2 separate regions of the Homo sapiens genome follow, and region 1 is linked to region 2. A link is a contact called in ENCODE Hi-C or POLR2A ChIA-PET data. All regions are on one chromosome and are shown on one strand. The core of a region is the stretch at or near the end of the contact, and the rest is flanking DNA. Distances in the headings are between cores, read along the strand shown.

What was found. A loop is a pair of places that touch in the nucleus more often than their neighbours do. ChIA-PET counts read pairs that join two places held with the same protein, here RNA polymerase II (POLR2A). Pooled maps may share reads with other maps.
Region 1: a loop to region 2 is called in a map with no recorded cell type, with 2.3 times the contacts of the local background. The contact joins two enhancer-like sites. A Hi-C loop is called at or near these places in 9 of 37 single-sample maps with no recorded cell type and 4 of 50 pooled maps. POLR2A ChIA-PET finds 5 or more read pairs at or near these places in 1 of 52 experiments (A673).

The regions. Positions count from the first base shown.
Region 1 is chr6:6,630,953-6,633,652 of GRCh38, reverse strand. All of the region lies in intron 3 of LY86 (lymphocyte antigen 86), which reads right to left. Among named protein-coding and RNA genes, the nearest start is that of LY86-AS1, 9.5 kb to the right of the region's middle. Within about 2 kb of position 1,330, at least 2 of the 41 ENCODE cell types and tissues checked have a DNase peak (open chromatin) inside an H3K27ac peak, as active enhancers do.
Region 2 is chr6:6,330,047-6,332,906 of GRCh38, reverse strand. It overlaps LOC124901253 (a long non-coding RNA gene), which reads right to left. Exons shown (of 2, transcript XR_007059428.1): 2 at 2,740-2,860. Among named protein-coding and RNA genes, the nearest start is that of F13A1, 11 kb to the right of the region's middle. RefSeq lists an enhancer at 1,046-1,095. Within about 2 kb of position 1,411, at least 3 of the 41 ENCODE cell types and tissues checked have a DNase peak (open chromatin) inside an H3K27ac peak, as active enhancers do.

The DNA of each region.
Region 1 (2,700 bases), core at 81-2,580, 300 kb before region 2:
AATCATGTGTTCCTTGGACACATTGGGGCAAACAACACACACTGGGGTCTGTTGGAGGGTGGGGGATGGGAGGAGGGAGAGCATCGGAAAAATAGCTAATAGACGTTGGGCTTAATACTTAGGTGTTATCATGGGATGGTATCACAGATCATCATGGGATGATCTGTGCAGTTATTCACCATGGCACACGTTTAACTATGTAACAAACCTGCACATCCTGCACATGTACCCCTGAACTTAAAATAGAAGTTGGAAATAATATAAAACAATTTTTAAAAAGAAAGAAAATCATGTGTTCATTCTATTTACTTTATGGCTTTAATCTGAGTCTCTACCCAAATCGCCAGGTTCACTTCCAGTTGAGAACCTCACGTCTCCACGGCCCTACACAATATATTCTTGACAGTCCAAACATGAGCCACCTTTAAGTCATTTCTCTCCACTTTTTAATTGGGTAGAGCTTGTGGAGCAAGAATGAAGTGTTGCTTCTACTTCCCAGGGTGATACCTGAGTTTCAGGCTCCACAGTACATCTTACAACCAAATTTTGGCTCTATTTAACTTATTTCACTTTCATCTTCCTGACGTGGAATATTCTAGGAAACTGCTTGAACAAAATGAACCTCATTGAGAGTGGACATCAACATGTGTTGAACGCTTGATAAATCAGAGACTGAAAGAGACTGGAGTGAACTTGACTCCATTCCAAGCTAGACAGGGCTGTGGGTGTCTCATGTGTGGTGCTGGTGAGTGCTGACAAACCCAGACTTTGGGAAAAGTCTTTATGTCAGACTATTGTGGGCTAGGGTGACAGATCACACTTTGATAGATGTCAGGTTCCCTTGAAGGGAGTAGACATTCCTAAGATTATGCATTCTGGATGGAAGTCAAGCCAGTGGTAGAAAATAAAAATTTTAGAGGCTGACCTTAGATCAAAGGAAGAAGACAAAACAGAACAGAACAACATAGCCATGAAAGACTTGTTCAGTTACTGGTCAGGAAATTCTGGGATCCTGAGCAGGTTGGCAGTGTGAGATGTTATGGACTGGCTGCTCCTCTGGCTCTATGGTGAACCAGTTTGAGTCCTCTGGCCTGTTTCTATGACAGACCCACCAGAGTTTATCAATCAGCCCTGCAGTTTTCACAAAATGCTCCAACCCTCTGCCTCAAGGTCCCTCGGGTAGGGGAGGAAGCCCAGGGACTCAGTGCTGTGATTTCTAACGCGTCAGACACATCACATATCTTATTTAGTCTCCACTCTTACCCAATAATGAATTATGGCCACTCTCATTTGATAGATGCAGTAATTGAGAAATAGAGAAATGTAATGGCCCTCCAGACTGTCCATGGCAGCTGTGGGGAGGGAAGGAGACCTCCAGGCCTGCTCTCTGGCTTTTTCCTAAGGTGCTCTTCCTCCTGCCAGCTGCCACTCTGACCAGCCTATCTGTTAAGTCCCTTTTGCCCCAAATCTAATTTTTTGGCACAGGTCTTATAAAGCAGAGTCAAAGCACAGGTGTGGCATTGTCCTTGGTGTCCTGGATCTGAATTTATGCTGCAGCTCAGGTCAAGTGTCCACCTGGTGACAGCCCCCGCATACCTGTGCTCAGTAACTCTGGCTAAGAGCCCTGGATTCTGACTTACCTTCTAGCAGTGGTTCACAAAAGTTAACATGCCACAGAACCACTTAGAGCAGGACTGATCAGTCAAAAGAAGAATAATACTTCACCACATGTAAGAATTAAATGAAATTTAAATTTCAGTGTCCATAAATTAAACAAAGCCAAATCAATTATAAAATACATGCAGCAGATATAGACATACCTCACTTCATGTAATCTGGGCACACAGCCATGTCCACTCATTTTCATATTATCTCTGCAAGGGAAGGGTTGAGCAATTGCCACAGAGACCATATGGTCTGCAAAACCTAAAATGTTTACTATCCTTCCCTTTCCAGAAGAAAGTTTGCCAACACATGGCCCAAAAGGCTTGTTAAAATACAGATCACTAAGCCCCAACCCCAGAGCTTCTGATTCAGTACGTCTGGGTAGGGACCAAGAATCTGCCATTTCTAATAATTTCCTAGATGATGCTGATGTTGCTGGTCTGAGGACCACACTTTGAGAACCACTGCCTTATAATAATGGCTGGTTATGCCCAAAGATGATCCTTTGATTTCTATAATTTTGTTATGCCCTTTAAATCTTTTTCCGGTCTTAGTGGAGGGCTGAAATGAGTTTACTTCTTCTCTAGCAAAGCTTTCTTTATGTTTACAGAAGATATACAGCAGAGGGGTTTGGAGCTGGACAGAAACCCAGTTCCACCCCCCGCTGGCTTTGTGACCTTGGGTAAGTTAGACTCAATTTCCTCATCTGATAAGATGAGGGTGTATGTAGGAAAAAACAGTTTTTTCCTCCCATATTCTCAACACAGAGCACTTCTGGTCACCACCTGGCTTGGCTCTCACTCCTAGAGATTCTGATATCATTGGTCTGGGGTATGGCCTGGATGTTGGGAGCTTCAAAATTATAAAGGGAGATAATAATGCAGCGCTGCCAGTAAAAACATTAAAGAGAGTCACACATATAATTTTATGTTTTCTAGGAGCCACATTTTAAAAGTTGAAATTAATTTTAATATAATATTAATATCTTATCATTGATAAATGATTAAAATAATATATTAATGATAAATTCTACTT
Region 2 (2,860 bases), core at 162-2,661:
CTCCCAACACATTCAGCCATCACACACTTAGACACTTCAAAGAATAGAGATTTTTATGGCGTGTGAAGAGTGAGTTAAGTACTAGCAAATTCTCAGATTAACAATAGTGCCGAAGAAGCTGCCTACTAGATGGTAGTTTTTTTTTTTTTTTTTTAAAAAAAAAAGGAAGCTAATGACCATGGAGAGGGCTGGTTCCTAACCAGGAGCTGCATCAAAAGCCAGACACTCAGATGCATGAAGAAGTCTCAGGTACCTGGGAGGGAAGGGAGTGTAACGCAGTCAGGAAATGGAGTAGTGCCAAGTATCAAGGCAAAACTGCCTGCAACAAAGTATTTTTCTTTCTCCCCAAGTGTGGCTGTGTATGCAAAACCTGGGCTCTGTTAACAGTTGGAGCCAATTGGAGAAGTGAAGCATGTAAAATTATGTTGAGGGGGAGTCTTGCATGCGGTTTGTGCAGGGTGTGCAGCTATAATCACTACTGAAAGAAAATTAGCTGCCCTAGTCAGATCCTGGATACCTCTAATAGCTTCGGTTTAAGGAAGTAAGGCCAGATGACTGGGTTTTTTTTTTTTTCTTATTATTTTTCAGAAAACACACGAAGTTGGCAAGAGAAAGGACATCTGAAATTCATGAAAATGATCGCGGCACTGGCCTTGCATGTAGACCCCTGGCAACCAGCAACTCTGCAAACACTGTCACTTTCCCATCACTGTGTTTTCTAAGTTGTCTGTGGGGCTCTTCAGTAATGGGGGCTGCAAAGAGTTTGAGGACAGACAGTGAGTCACTTGCTGGCTTTGCTACAGCATCCAGAGACGATCTGAAACAAAGTCCAGGCTGCTGCTGCTAAGTGAGAAGAAAGATAGCCTTTGGGGTCAGCAGGCCCCTTATCATAAACTACTAAATAAGCATGTTTCATACAAACAACAGCCTTCATTTTAAACAGGCCTTACCTCCACTGCACAGACTCCATATGCTTCTTAAGAATCAAACTTAAACTGGAAGATAAAGTCTGAGGTTTGGGATTGGCAGTGTTGTGTATGCTGTCTCGCTGATGTGAAATACTGATAATAAATCCAAAGAAAAGCAAGTATATTTAGTCCAAGAATACCTTCATTTCCTTTCTAAAAACAAAACATGATTAAAATCCCACACAAAGAGGTGAGCCTGCCTGTAGACCGGAAGGCTGGTAAATACATTAACGACACCTTAAAATCTGAGTCTTACCATGCCTTGGCAATTAGACCAGACAGTATAGAATGAAGAACTAAAAGCCGCTTATGGGCCCCTGGGCCACAGATTTCATAAAAAATTAATGCTGAGTGAAATAGAAACCATCTGAACTACAGCTGGCAAACATGTGCAGGGCTTTGATCGCCAAGGCCCAGCAACAAAGAGCATTTTCGGTTATTGTTTGTTCGACTGGGACTTTCTTCTGTCATATTTCCTGCCTATGCTGAAAGGCATTTTGAGACTAGAGAAGAAGTGGTGGGAAGTGAGGGTTGAAATAAAGATGGTAGTTGGCTGTTGTATTTAGAATAAATGGGCAGTTCTAACCTGCTATGGTTAACAACCCTGGTCCAGAGAACATGAGTAAGGGTCCACAGGCAGAGCCACTGCGAGGCACTCGTGAGATAGAAGAACCAAGGGGCAAGGTGTCCAAGACGGATGTTCAATGTTGCTCTTCCCTTCACCGAGAAGCTTAGGGGCTGACCGTAAGTCTTTTGCGGGAAAGGACCTCTCTCTTGCTCCCTGCAAATCCCTTGCAGCACATAACAGAGTCCCTGACCCGTATGAGGGTCCCATAAAAACTATTCTGTTGACAGACCAGAGTGGTAGAGTCACCCCACCTACAGGGGTGGTCTCCAATAGGTACCAGCTAGCTGCCACATTCTAATGTCCCCATCCCCTGCACCAGAAGACCTGTGCCTACACTGCTCAGAGGGTGAGGAGAAATCCAATCATATCTTCCAGGAGCACCATGGGCCCAGCTCTAAGAGAGATCTTGGAATGTGTAGATTTGAAGGGAAATTTTGAGTAAGAGAAAGATAGGAGTTTGGAGAAGGTGTACTTTAGCCAAGACAATGGACTTGGTTTTAAAAATGTCTGTTTGAGTCTGAAATCCGTAATGTGCCAGGTGTGTGATTATGAGCAAGCCCCTTTGCCTCTCCAAGCCTCAGTTCCCTTGTATGAATAAAGCATTTTAGGGAGCACAAATCATTCTTTACACTTGCAGTTATTTAGTGCTCCCTTTTATGTGGCTCTCAGCCTCAGAAGCCAAAGTTTAAGTGAGTGGCTGACTGTTTAAGATAAAGGTGAAATAAAAACCAGTGGTGCATATACAATTCACTAAAAACTTTTACTTTCTTTTTTTGTCAGCAACCCTATTGCTTTCACTGACATAAGAGATTCCACTGACTTTAATTCATTAATTAACTTGTATTTTTGTACATATATTATATGCCAGATTAGGTCCACAAGGAACATATTTGTTATAGGAGGAAAACACAGAATATTTTGAAGTCTATTAAATCGTGGAAACAGACTTGTTGACGAAATTCCAAAACACTAGCTTTTAATATAGTTTCCCCTTCTTGACTGCAGGCCTTAAAGATAGATACAATTTCCTACTCATCACAAAGTCTGTCAATAATAGATAGATAAATATTACCATATTAATTATATTGCTATATATTACAGCATACTCAATATTAGTGTTGTATTATTATTATAAACAGCAGGTTAGATAAATATTTATTTGATGAATGTGTCTCAGTTATCTATTGCGATGTAACACACTATCCCAAATATTAGTGGATTAAAATAACAGCCACTTTGTTTCATTGCTCACAATTTTATGATT